2 separate regions of the Homo sapiens genome follow, and region 1 is linked to region 2. Evidence: chromatin contacts called from ENCODE Hi-C data. All regions are on one chromosome and are shown on one strand. Each heading gives the region's core, a stretch centred on a gene start or an enhancer-like site at or near the end of the contact. The rest is flanking DNA. Distances are from core to core; before and after follow the strand shown. Region 1 holds the start of LLGL1 (LLGL scribble cell polarity complex component 1). Region 2 holds the start of SMCR5 (Smith-Magenis syndrome chromosome region, candidate 5).

Region 1 (6,725 bases), core at 4,226-6,725, 450 kb before region 2:
GCCTGAGGACAAGTGCACTGGAGACCCCAACACAGGAGGGACACCTGAAGGCTGCAGGGACACATGTGCGCACGCAGCGCAGCACCCACAGGAGTGGGAGCAGCAGGCCAGGCAGCGGAGCATGTGGGGCCCAGAGCACTGCCACACTCACCAACAGAGGCCGCTGGGGCCATGGGAGAGAAGGGGACATCTCAGCCCATCCACACTCCCCAGAGTAGGCAAAGAGCTCACAAACCACAGGCTCAGAGTCCCATCCCTGCCTGATCAGTGCCCCCAGTCCTGGGGTGAGGAGACCCCCATCCCACACCCTCCCCTTTCCCAGCACTGACACATTTTCTGGGAACTGATGTCTGAAACCAGGATACTGAAACCCAGAAGGCCACACAGGAGGGGTAGGGGTCAGCACCCCTCACCAAGCCGCCATCAGCCAGACCCTGGCACCTCGGCTTCCCCAAGAGCAGTTGGGGTGGGATTCTCCAGGGCTGGCAAGGAGACACTGAGCTGCCGGCCTGCCCCCACCCCCACCCCAGGCCTGCAGGGAAAATGCCCGCTTTGTGTGGCTCACACAGCCCATTGTGCAGCAGCCAGTATCCAGGTGGGGGCCGTGCTGTGCTCACCATGCCGAGCCTGGCACTGCCCCCAGGCCCCTTTGCTGAACACATGTGTCTTCACATTCACACATGTGTGCATCAGCTCACCAGGGCCCCCAGCCCACCTGCCACCCTCCATGGGTATCATAGCCCAGCCTTCTGCCTGGCCTCCCCAGAGTTGCTGGGACGATGGCAGGGTCGCCTAGGTAACTGGCTGGCTGACACGTAGCAAGGGACAGCTGTGCTACTGCAAACTGACCCCCCACCACCCGTCTCTCAGCAAAAGGACCCCATCATCTCTGCACAGTTGTCTCAGGTACAGAAGCCACGCCAACCTCCGCAGAAGCCCCCACTACTGCCCATCAGAGCACCTCTGTCCTCCTCTCGAGCTGGACACTGCCAAGACTGGGACCCCAGAGCACAGGGAACTACAGGCAGGTGGTCCTGAACAGACCCTGAACACCTGTCCTGCAAAGGATACATCTTGACAGCCCCAGACCTGGTGCCGATGGCCATGATGCGAAGTTCCGGGTCGAAGGCCAGGGCGCTGGGCTGATTGGGGAAGCCATGCTCCACAGTCTGCAAGGAGGGGAGGGCTGCTGGGGGTAAGCACTCCCAGGCACCTCTGCCATGGCCCACCCTGAGGCCCACCCCAAGGCAGCCTCCAGGGTCTGCAGCTGACACACTGGGGGTAGGAGGCAGGTCTACTTGCTCTGTGCCTCAGCGTCCTCAACTGTGAAATGGGTTATCATGCCTCCAGTTGGTGGGGAGGTGGCTAAACCCCTAGCCTCCACCATGACTGTACCGCGTGCATAGTCCACAGAGGCCCGCCCTTTGCCAAGCCCCTGTGCCCCTCAATGCACACAGGCTCATGTGGGCCCCACTGCATGGAGGCTCCAGCAACAAACAGGTGAAGCAAGGCTCACAGAGGTGCAGGCACTGATGAGGCCCCACCTGCTCCATGAAGGGCTCTGCACCCCATTTTTAGAGGCACAGACTAAAGCTTGCGGAGGAGTCCCGCAAGATGACCATGACACTCCCCAAACACAGGCCTGAGTGGAGGTCAGAGGTCAAGGGACAACATCCAGGATCAGCTAGGCAGAGGCTTTTGACTCCTCCCAGACACAGGGAGACAGAGGCCCAGAGAGGGGTAGCTTTCTGCCTGGACCCCGAAGGCATCCTCCCACCTCCCCACCTGCCAACAGCTGGGCAACATGACTCCCATAACCATCAGGGGCGGAGATGGTGTTAAGGGGGTCTGTGTGCCCAGAGTGTCGATGAAACAGCTCCCCACCCGCTCCCCTGCCCCTTTCACAGCACACCCTTTCTGCACCAGTCTCCTGTCTTTGGCCTGGCTGTGCCCTCCCTGGGAAGCCTGCACAGCTGAGCTCCAGCCCCATCCTGAACACCAGTGCAGGACACCCACGTGGGCCACTGGTAACTCCTTTTATCTTGTTGTTGTTATTTATTTTTCACTTTTACCACTGGTAATTCCTGACCCACTGCCTCAGGAAGATGCACATTTGTAAGAAACCCCAGTTCCCAGCCTGTAACGCGAACCTCCCTCCCTGCCTGCCTCTGCCCATCCAGGTGGGGACTGAGCCCTCTGGGCAGCTGGTTTGGTCACGGCCTAGCTGTCTGGCCTTGGGCAAGTCACAGTACTCTCCAAGACTCAGTACTCTCCAAGCTTCAGTCTCTCATCTGGGCCCTTGGGACAGTAAGCCCACCTAAGGACAGAGTTGGCGATTTGGCTGGGGCTTCTCTCTCCCACCAATAATACCACGCCCTTGCTGCACCTGACCTTGTCTAGCCAGTCCCTCGCTACAACCAGGGTCCAGAGACGGGACACTGCATCGCAAATCCCCACAGCCTTCCCATTTTACAAACGAGGAAAGGAGGTTACATGCACTGTCCAGCATCTGCTTCCCTCATACCCCACGTCCAGTCCATTTCTGAGCCCCATCAACTCAGTTTCAAAACACACAGAAGTCACCTCCCTCCCTGCTCCAGGCCCCACCGTCACGTGCCTGGATTGGTACTCACTACAGTCTGTTCCCACAGAGGCCAGAGGGATCCTATGAAAGCCACAGCCAGATCCTTGTCCCTCCCCTGCTCAGGATCCTCCTGGGGCTCCCAGCTAAGGGAGGCTTGTGCCTCAGGGCCTTTGCACCTACTGCCCCTCTGCCTGGAACGCACTTCCTCCAGCACTTCCTGTCGCTCAGGAGTAATCTCCTCAGAGAAGCCTCCCAAGGCCACCCTGGCTGCAGCAGCCGCCCTGGCCACACCTCTCACCCCCTCGCCCTACTTTATTTGATCCACAGCACTGGCTACCATCCCAACTACAGTCTATTTTACTTTTTTGTTTTGGCTTTTCACTGTCTCCTGCACAACTATATCAGCCACCTGAGTTAACAGGTATTTGTCCTTTTTGGTAACTACTGTTGTCCCCAGCACCTTGGAGACCTCACACACAGTGGGGCTCAGTATTAACAGAGAAGGCACATTCCACAGGCGATGTGTGGGCTGGACTGGGATTTGAACCCAAGACTCAGAGTCCAAAGTCCCTGCTCACTCCTGACCTGTCTCCCACCCCCTAAGCTCAGGAATCAGGGGCCTATTCCCTAGCGATCACCTATTACCCACTTAGGTGACTAAGTCCCTTCCCCAAGACCACCCCACTTTCCACCACTGCTGCCCACGCTTCATCCTCAGCGGAGGGCCCTTACTTTCCGCCACCCCAAGGCTAGCCAGAGTGGGCTGAGCTTCACCCCCATCTGTCTCCAGCCCCCACTGCACACCCCAATTCACTGGCTGAAGAAATGACATTTAGGCCAGGCATGGCAGCTCATGTCTGTAATCCTAGCACTTTGGGAAGCCAACATGGATGGATAGATAGCTTGAACCCAGGAGTTCGAGACCAGCCTGGGCAACATGGTGAAACCCCATCTCTACAAAAAATACAAAAACTAGCCGGGCATGGTGACACGAGCCTGTAGTCCCAGCTTCAGGAGGCTGAGATGGGAGGATCACCTGAGCCAGGGAGTTGTGAGGCTGCAGTGGACTGTGATTGTGCCACTGCACTCCAGCCTGGGTGAGAGTGAGACCCCATTTCAAAAAAAAAAAAGTGACATTTAGCCCTGTGCCTGTTGCTGCCTTTCCCTGAAGGGCCATTCTCCTCTCACCTCACCCTCACAGCCTCCCCGGCACAGAAAATAGGTGCCATCTGGGGACCACGGAGCACCAGCTTCCCTTCTGGGCCCCTCTCAGGTTCCTAGCAGGTTCTCAGCCACCGTGTGAGGGTCCTGGCAGCTCTCATCGGCAATCACTGCAGACCTAGGCAGGGAAACCCTGAGACATCCCAGTGCCTCCACTACTCCAGGTCCAGCCGTCCCAGAGCCTCCTCCAAGACAAGTGTCTCCTCAAGGCAGCCCAGGGCGCCTGGCACAACACTGGCCCAGGACCACAGCAGCCCCTTGGAAAAATCCCTGCCCCTCAAGGCTAAAATCCAACCCCACTGACACAAGAACTCAAGAAAGATATTGGTGCAGCTCACTCTGACTCCGGGCAAGCCGTCACCCCTCTCAGAACCTCAATTTTCTCACCTGTATTTTGAAGATAACTCTAATTTCGAAGAGCACTGAGAGGCTCTGCCATCAGTGGGCTCTGGGGTAAGAATGAGGACAAAACCAACGTCCCCAGAGCAGTGAGCCAGGAGTGGGCTGAGGCCCTGCTCTAACATCAGTGCAGAGGGAGGCGGGGGCTGAGGCGGCCCCTTTCCCTGGCCCCTAGTGTCCCACTCCGGGAAAGGAAGGAAAAGCCTCCACCTCACTCCACCTTGGTGCAGAAAGGCAGGACAGCTGGCCCATGTGGCAGAGGGAGCCAGGGCCCACAGTATGGAGAAAAGTAGCCTCATTTCACAGCTAGGGAAACTGAGGCCCCACGATGCGAAGTGCAGTGTAGTACACAGCCAGGCATGTCCCCTGGACTCGGAGCCCCGGGCAGGGCAGAGCAGGGCAAGGCAGAGCCTGGAGCAGTGGGGGAAGGAAGGAGAGGCTCCTTGAAGGGATTTCCCAGCCGCACCCCCCACAGCTGCCTCGCCCCCACTAACTCTCTCACCCTCCTGGGTGCCAAAGCACAAAACAAACCGGGCCCCAGGGCTGTCCCAAGGGCCGAGCAGGGACGCAATGGAGCCCCTAAGAAAAAGGATAAAGAGACAGAAGTGAGCGACAGAGGTCGAGAGACTCCACAGAGACAGAGAGAGAGACACGCAGGGAGAGACAGGCAAAGAAGACTCAGAGACGCACAGGCAGCAAGAGAAATGAGAGGCAGAGAGATAAAGGGAGACAGGCAGAGATAGGAAGGGGCAGAGGCAGAGACACCCCCACCACACACACAGGCACAACTGGGGCGAGACAGCCGGTCAGCGGCGGAGAAAGAGGGACAGAGACCCAGAGACAGGCAAAGAGTCTCAGAGACAGACCCCCACACACACAGACTGGCAGAGCCAGGGCCAGAGCGGCCCGCAGAGACTCGGGGAGCAGACACGGAAAGTCGGCCGGAGACCCAGACCCACCCAGAGTCCGAGCCAGAGCGGGGCCCGCCGAGGGGGTGCGCGGCCCGGCCCGGCCCCGCCCCGCGCCGCGCTGCATGCCAGCCCCCGCCCCCCGGGCCCGACGTGGCTCCGACCCCGGGCCCCCAGCCCAGGCCCCCGTCCCGCCCCCTCCCGCCCGAGCCCGGGCCCGGGCCGCCGCCGCACCTTGTTGAAGGCGAAAAGCTCCTGCTTGAGCTTCTCGCGCTGCGGGTCGGCGCCCTGCCGCCGGAACCGAAACTTCATCATCTTGCGCCCGGCTGCAGGCGCCTCGCCCGCCGCCGCCGCCCGCAGGATGCGCCGCGCGGCCCCGCGGGTCCTAAGGCGCGGGCGGGGCGCCAGGCGGCCCGGGCGCGGGCGCGCGGGGCCGGGCCTGCACGGGGGTGGGCGCCGGGCGCGACGGACGCGCCGCCCGACCAGTGAGCGAGCCCGCCGTGCCGCCCGCCCCGCCCCTGTTGGCCAGACAATGGTGAACTGGGCCCCCGGGCTCGGCCGGGCTCGCGAAGGGACGCCCGCCTAGCATGCGCCGCGGCGCGGGGCCTGCCGGGACTTGTAGTCCATGAGCCGGGGCTCCAGCGCGGGCGGCTGGGGAAGCGCTTTGGAGGGGGATTGGCGCACGTTCCCGGGCTTGGAGGAGACTTTTTCCTCCTCCCAGAGAGCGAGCGACGTGCCCACTCATGTAATGGGGCAGCCCTGTTCCGAAAGCCAAGACAGCTCTGACTGGAACAACTCCCTGGCCCCTCTGCGCCTCAGTTTCCCCATCTACACCATTGGTCAAGTGATTGCCAAGTTTATATTTTACCAATTTCACAGAACTCCATTTCGTCTGTTCCCCGCTCTGTCAGAGCACCTCCCACCGCCGTGCTTTTGCCTTGGCTTTGTAGTCAGGAATTCTTTCCTCACCCCCAGCCCCTGGGGAACTCCTACACATCTTTCAGGACCCAACGCAAAAGGCTCTGTGTCACAGCACAGGGGATTCTTTCTTAGCCAAAGAAAGAGACGGGATCCCCAGGAGGTGGCATTTGGGACTGTTCTGGGGTTGGATTGGAGCTTTACGGAGATGGGGGAAGGACCTCCCCCCGCAGAGAACAGCGTCTGAACAAAGCTTAGCCCTGCCCCTACTCTCAGGGGCCGTCTGCCTGTCCCCACCCACCTCCCAGGCCTTTTCTCATCTGGACAATGGCCTCGAGGCTGAACCTTTCCTTCCAGGCTGAGGATAGGCCGCCTGGCTCAGGGCTGGGGCTGCGGGAGGTCCTAGAAGCTTAGGTGGGGCAGGTAGGACAGGCCCCAACCCCACCAGCTGTGTCCAGGGAGCAGGAGCTGACCTCTGAGCCCGAGGCGGCTGCCAAGCCTTGGGGCCTGGCTGTCCCCCTCCACCCACGCCAGGCCGGCGGTGTTCAGCCCTTCCCCGTATTTGGGGCTGGATCCGGAAGAGGGCCCAGGAGTGAGTGAGGAGGTGAGAGGAGGGAGAATGACGACAGTAAAGCCCCTAAGTGTCTACTGCGGGGCAGGCGCTGTTCAAAGCCCTTTCCTGGTTTCAGCTGACT
Region 2 (6,033 bases), core at 1,542-4,041:
CAGCCGGAGAGGGTTATTTTTAACCTGCCCCCCTTTCTATATCTGCCTCTCGGGTTTGCGCGCCCGCCCGCCCGCTCCACCAGCCGAGGACGCGGGCTCCTCACCTCGCTCGGCGGCTCCGGACTCTGAGCGCCTCCCCTGGCCCGCGGCCCCCGCCCCTGCGCGGGCATCGCACGGCTAAATCTCAGCCTGGAAAAGACCGATTAGGAGCCGCGTGCCTTTCTGCGAAATATTGGAACCGGGTGGGATGGGGGCGGGGAGCCCGGCGCTGTCGTCCCTTCGCCTCCCTCTCTCCCTCCCACCCCGCGCGCAGAGTGGCTGCGAGAGGCGGCTCCTGCTCTCCCCCCGCAAAAAGGGGGCGGCCGGCCCGGGGCCCCGAGCCCTCCGTTGGTTTTCGGCCTTCCCTCCTCAACGCCCACCCTTCTTCGGTCATTTACGAAGCTGGGGCTTCTAACACGCAGACCCTCCGGCAGCGGTGGCGCCAAGTGGGGCGCTGCCCCCGCCCCCCATTTCCAGTTCCCTCCCTAAGCCGCTCTAAACAAACACACCATTTAAACAGCAGCGGGCTGGCCGTACCAACAACTTTGAGGCAGACCCCACCCGTGCCTGCGACCGCGCCAGGGGACTGGGAAAGTGCCAGGGGCGCACAGTGGGGACTCCCCGAAGGCAGTTTAGTGCTGCCGTCCCCTTTTCAGGCTCACCCTCCCTTAGACTCACCCAGACCCCTCCCTCCCAGCCCCTTCCCCTGCGGCCAAGCACCCCAGGCCAGCAGCTCAGACTACCCTCCGCCCCCAGTCAGGGAATGAGGCCGCAGGAAGTTCAAGTAGGCTCCCATTACTCTGCTCTCCAAAAGGCCACCCATGCAAACCCCAGCCTGTCCTTCCCCCAAGAGGTGGGGAGCAGCAGAGGAGCTGACTGAGCTCAGAGGCCCCCCTGGGGCTTTGACTGGATCTCTCCCTCACTTGACATTTTGCAGACTGCTCCGTGCCCAATCCTGGAGACCCACAGGCATAGGAACCCGTGAGCACCTCCCTCCTGAAGGAGGTGGGGTAAGACTCCCTGCTGCAGCACAGAGGACGGAAGGTTGGAGGAAGTGGTGGGCTGAGAAAGGAGCAGGGCATTCCAGCCGCCAGGAGCTGCCTAGCTTGGTGGCGGGGAAGAATACCGCCTATTTGGGAACCTGAGATGGAGTTCTCTCTGTGGTTTAGCTAGTCTGGAGGAGACAGGCCTCAAGGGCTGGGCCCCTTCCCCAAGAGGGCAGCCTCTGGTGGGGGGTGGAGATTCCAGCAGAGAGGTAAGAAGCCTGGCAGGTTCCTAGCTCCTGGGAGGGGAGGGGGTGAGGATGCCTGTGGAATACAGATTAAAGACAGCGCTGACTCTGAGTGCTGGGCCCGGGACACTCCTGGGCCTGCCCAGAAAGCAAGGCTGGCCCAGAAGGGGAGAGACAGGGACACAGCCTCCTAAGCAAATGCAGAGCCTAGCATTACAGAGTGGGGGTTCTCAAGGGGCTTCTCCCCCAGCCAGCTAGACACTGGGCATGGACTTCCCTCATATCTGGAAAGGTCTTGATAAGGCTCAGACTGCTGGAGCCGTGTAACTGCAGCACCCTCAAAGGCTGATGCCGTCTGACCCCCTCCTGTGTCCAAGGTGCCTCAATAGATTTTACTTCTCTCAAACTGCCCTTCTGGGAGGTGACATCACCTGTCATTTCACAGACATGCAAACTGAGCTCCAGAGAAGAGAAGGGGGTATTCCAAACTCCAGCCTCTGGGGGCCCTCCCTGGTCCCCCTGTCCTAGGCCCTGAGGGGTGGGACCTCAATCGGGGAGATGCCCGTGGGGCTTTGGTGAATACAGGATACAGGCACCCAGGGGTGAAAGACATGGGCGAGGAGGTCCTGGTTCCCCCTGAAAATTTCAGAAAACTGGTTTTCTTGGGAGAAAAAAAGGGTGGGTGGCCGGGTGCGATGCCTCACGCCTGTAATCCTAGCACTTTGGGAGGCCAAGGTGGGTGGATCACTTGAAGTCAGGAGTTTGAGACCAGCCTGGCAAACATGTTGAAACCCCGTCTCTACTAAAAATATAAAAATTAACTTGACATGGTAGCATGCGCCTGTAATTCCAGCTACTCGGGAGGCTGAGGCATGAGAATTGCTTGAACCTGGGAGGCGGAGGTTGCAGTGAGCCAAGATTGCGCCATTGCACTCCAGCCTGGGGACAAGAGTAAAACTCTTGTCTTAAAAAAAAGCCTGGGTGGAGTGGCTCACTCCTGTAATCCGAGCACTTTGGGAGGCCGAGGCAGGCGGATCATGAGGTCAGGAGATCGAGACCATCCTGGCTAACACGGTGAAACCCCGTCTCTACTAAAAATACAAAAAATTAGCCGGGCGAGGTGGCGGGTGCCTGCAGTCCCAGCTATGCAGGAGGCTGAGGCAGGAGAATGGCGTGAACCCCGGGGGGCGGAGCCTGCAGTGAGCCAAGATCGCGCCACTGCACTCCAGCCTGGGCAAGGGCGAGACTCCGTCTATTAAAAAAAAAAAAAAAAAAAAAGGGTGGGGAGGGGACTAGAGAGAAGTCCCAGGGCCTACCATCACTGATTTCCCGCTACCCACTTGGCCAGGCTACCTACTAAGGGTTTCCATGTGGGGATTTGGCTCCTGGGGCTGCAGAATTATGATAATGAGGCCTAAGTCCACATGGGTCTTGTTCCTTCATCTGTAGACCAAATACAAACCCTATGTAGCCATGTGCCACACTCTTCAACTGTGTGTAGCTACTGTTGTGCTGAAAAAAATTCACTCAGGGCCTAAGAGCTTTGGGCAGTTAAATCCCCCTCCCCGACAACAGACTAACAGGTCCCATTTTGATATCAAGGGCTGGGGTTTCAAGACAGGGAACTGTGGGGCCCACGCTGTCCTGGCCTCCCTGGAGGCCTGGCTGCTCTCATGCCAGGAAGGGAGCTTCCATTTACTACGGGCCTAGGATGGCCGCCCCGCTGCCCCCAGCGCTCCCTGGGTGGGTGCGGATCCTGGCCAGTCCCCCAGACACGCAGTCTGCTGACCAGAAGCAGCGACCTTCGGGGAGAGCCAGCCACCAGCCAGCCACTGCTCCAGAGGCAGGCCTGGGGCCACCCGGGAGGCTTTCCTCACCACGGAAAATATTTGCCTTTGGTTGTCGGCTGATGCCTTGTCTTGTGTCTGAATGGACAACTGGCTGATTTCTCTCTCTTTGGAACAGCCATGAAATGCGAAGGTGTTTAAGAGTAAAAACCAGGCGAGGGCAACTGGGCCTGGCGTCCAGCTGTTTTGAACAACACTCTTGTTTTTCTCCCAGAGTGAACAGAATACTTTCTGCGGTTCAGAATACTCTGTGCACTGGCCCCTCTTCCCAGGCCCCGCCCCAGCCCCCTCAGGCCTCACCTCCAGCTGCTGCAGACCATTCCAGAACTCCCTCCCTCTTGGCTTCTAGTCACTCAGCATCTGGGGGAGAGAGCCTCTTCCAGCTGTACATAGCTAGCTTGGCCTGGCCCCAGAACTGCTGTGTTCTGGAAAGTTGTAGGAGAATCCCTCTTGGCGGGCTCTCCAGCATGGAGAATCGCAGGCCTCTGCTCCGGAAAGGGAGGCTTTTGAGAGGTCAGATTCACCACAGCCAGACCAATGAACTGTGAGGGCTCATAGGGGCTGGGGCTCCGGTTTCAGGGGTGAGAGGAGCCACCATCTGCCCCCATGCCCACTCTGATTGTAAATGGCTAGACTCTGGTGCCGGGGTCAGCTCTGGATTCATATCCCAGCTCCTGCATATGTATATGCTGGGTGACCTTGGGCAGTTTACTTAACCTCTCTGTGCTTTGTGTGCCTAAGCTGCAAGATACTCTAAATTAAACAGCAAACTTTCAGTGCTGTTGTGGGACGAAATGGGATAATGTGCTTGGTAGCTGGCAGGGGCTCAATAAAAGGTAGCAACTTCCAGGGCCACCAGTTCATGGGGAGCCAGGTCCAAGTCTTGTACTTTCTATGCCTCCCAGGGAGCCACGTATGTCTGCGACAGAGCTGGGGAGGACATTCTGGGGCTGAGGGTTGAGGTCTGCCCATAGAGCAGCGGCCTGTACCTGCAGGCAGGTAGAGTATCATCCTGGCTGAGTCTCAGTGCTCCTCAAACATTAAAGTGTACATCCTGGTGAGACGCAGATTTTGATGCAGCGGGTCAGGTGGGACAGGGGTTCTGCAGCTGTAAGGAACTCCCAGGTCAAGCCAGTGTGGCAGGTCTGTGACCGCAGCTGGTACGGCAAGATCTCAGCCCTGGAAGACTCTGGGTTCTGCTGAGGCTGGGCTCAGAGAGAGAATACAAGTTTTGTCCTGTCCAAGGAGCACCCTCCAGGATTTCAGGACAAGGCTCTGGCTCTGTGTCCCCAAGCCCTCAGTCTCAGAGCTTGGGTCCTGCAGTGGCCTGGGCAACCCTCCGGACTCTCCATTCAGCATTTGTTCCTGACAGCAGTGCACGGATAAAGAGCAGTTTCATGCTGCTGAACTTGCAATCACTTCAAGGCCTGGGCCCCTCTGGGCCTCAGTTTCCCCACTGGCACAGTGGGAAGCTGGGATAAGCTAATCCCACCCTTTCCCCTTGGTAATTCCCCACATTGCTCTTCCCTTCCCTTCATCCCTTCCCAAAACACAGGTCTGAGGCCTGAGCATCCATCCTAGGGGCTGGGCCCCCATCCCCATGACTGCAGTCATGGGGTACAAGACTCATGCAGACTCGTAAGAACAGCCACTTCTGACCTGGGGCCTCGATGTTCCAGGCACTGTCCTAGGCATTTGCATCTACAAACTTCTCACCATAATCCAATCACCACTGTTTTACAGATGAGGAAACTGAGCCCCACGGGGTGAAGCCTATTGCCTGAGATCTTGCAGTTGGTAACGGGTGCAGGCTGGACTCAGGCCCCCACACATGCCCAGGCCCTTGAGTATTTGTAAGGGAAGCAGCTGTTTGGTTTTCTTGGCACAGAGCATCTGCCTAGCTGGTGAGGGCATGGGGAAAGAGGTGCCCAATCTAGTTGGGGATGGGAGGGTAAAATGGTACTACCTCTTTGGAGAGCTTTCTGGCAATATGGACCCAAATGCAAATTACATGTGCCCTCTAACCTGGGCCCGAAGTCATCTGCACAAGGCTACCAACTGCAATGTCCTTTGCAGCAGCAAAACACGGGATCCCCTAGCTGTCCATCCAAGGGGGATGAGGGAGATACATCTGGGAGGTTCTATTGGCTGAGTACTCAGAGAATGGAAGCACCACATGGATTAATTGGAGCAGTCTTCAAGTTGGTGAAAAAAAGTGCAGTGTAGAAAGTGTGTACAGGGCCGGGTGCAGTGGCTCACACTGTAATGCCAGCACTTTGGGAGGCTAAGGCAGGAGGATTGCTTGAGCATAGGAGTTTGAGACCAGCCTGGGTAACATGGGGAGATCCTACCTCTACAAGAAAAAAAATGAACTAGGCAGGTGAGGTGGTGTTTGCCTGCGGTCCCAGCTACTTGGGAAGCTGAGGTAGGAGGATTGCTTGAGCCCATGAAGTCAGGCTGCAGTGAGCTGTGACTGCACCACTGCACAGTCTGGGCGACAGAGCAAGACCCTCTCTCAAAAAAAAAAAAAAAAAAAAAAAAAAAGTGAGCCAGGCACGGTGGCTCATGCCTATAATCCCAGCACTTTGGGAGGCCAAGGTGGGATGATCACTTGAGGCCAGGATGGCCAACATGGTGGAACTCCATCTGTATAAAAATACAAAAATTAACTGGGCATGGTGATACACACCTGTAATCCCAGCTACTCAGGAGGCTGAGGCACAAGAATCGCTGGAACTCAGGAGGTGGAGGCTGCAGTAAGCTGAGATCGCGCCACTGGACTCCAGCCTGGGCAACAGAGTGAGACTTTGTCTCAAAAAAAAAAGTGTGTACAAAACATTTGTATAAAAAGGAAATTGCATTTGAATTTTTCTACCATGAGCATGTGATAACTCCTAAAAGATTTAAAAACTTCTA

Evidence for each region. A loop is a pair of places that touch in the nucleus more often than their neighbours do.
Region 1: a loop to region 2 is called in a map of CD8-positive, alpha-beta T cell, with 5 times the contacts of the local background. The contact joins the promoter of LLGL1 here to the promoter of SMCR5 in region 2. A Hi-C loop is called at or near these places in 1 of 168 maps with a recorded cell type or tissue (CD8-positive, alpha-beta T cell).

Annotation. Positions count from the first base shown.
Region 1 is chr17:18,224,385-18,231,109 of GRCh38, reverse strand. It overlaps LLGL1 (LLGL scribble cell polarity complex component 1), which reads right to left and starts at 5,475. Exons shown (of 23, transcript NM_004140.4): 1 at 5,347-5,475; 2 at 1,072-1,169. The coding sequence starts at 5,427. RefSeq lists an enhancer at 1-591 and silencers at 5,014-5,183, 5,334-5,813.
Region 2 is chr17:17,776,287-17,782,319 of GRCh38, reverse strand. SMCR5 (Smith-Magenis syndrome chromosome region, candidate 5) reads left to right here and starts at 2,791. Exons shown (of 1, transcript NR_024007.1): 1 at 2,791-5,634. The region is part of intron 2 of RAI1 (retinoic acid induced 1); the gene reads right to left. The region is part of intron 1 of LOC124903942 (a long non-coding RNA gene); the gene reads left to right. RefSeq lists enhancers at 896-1,785, 2,675-3,564.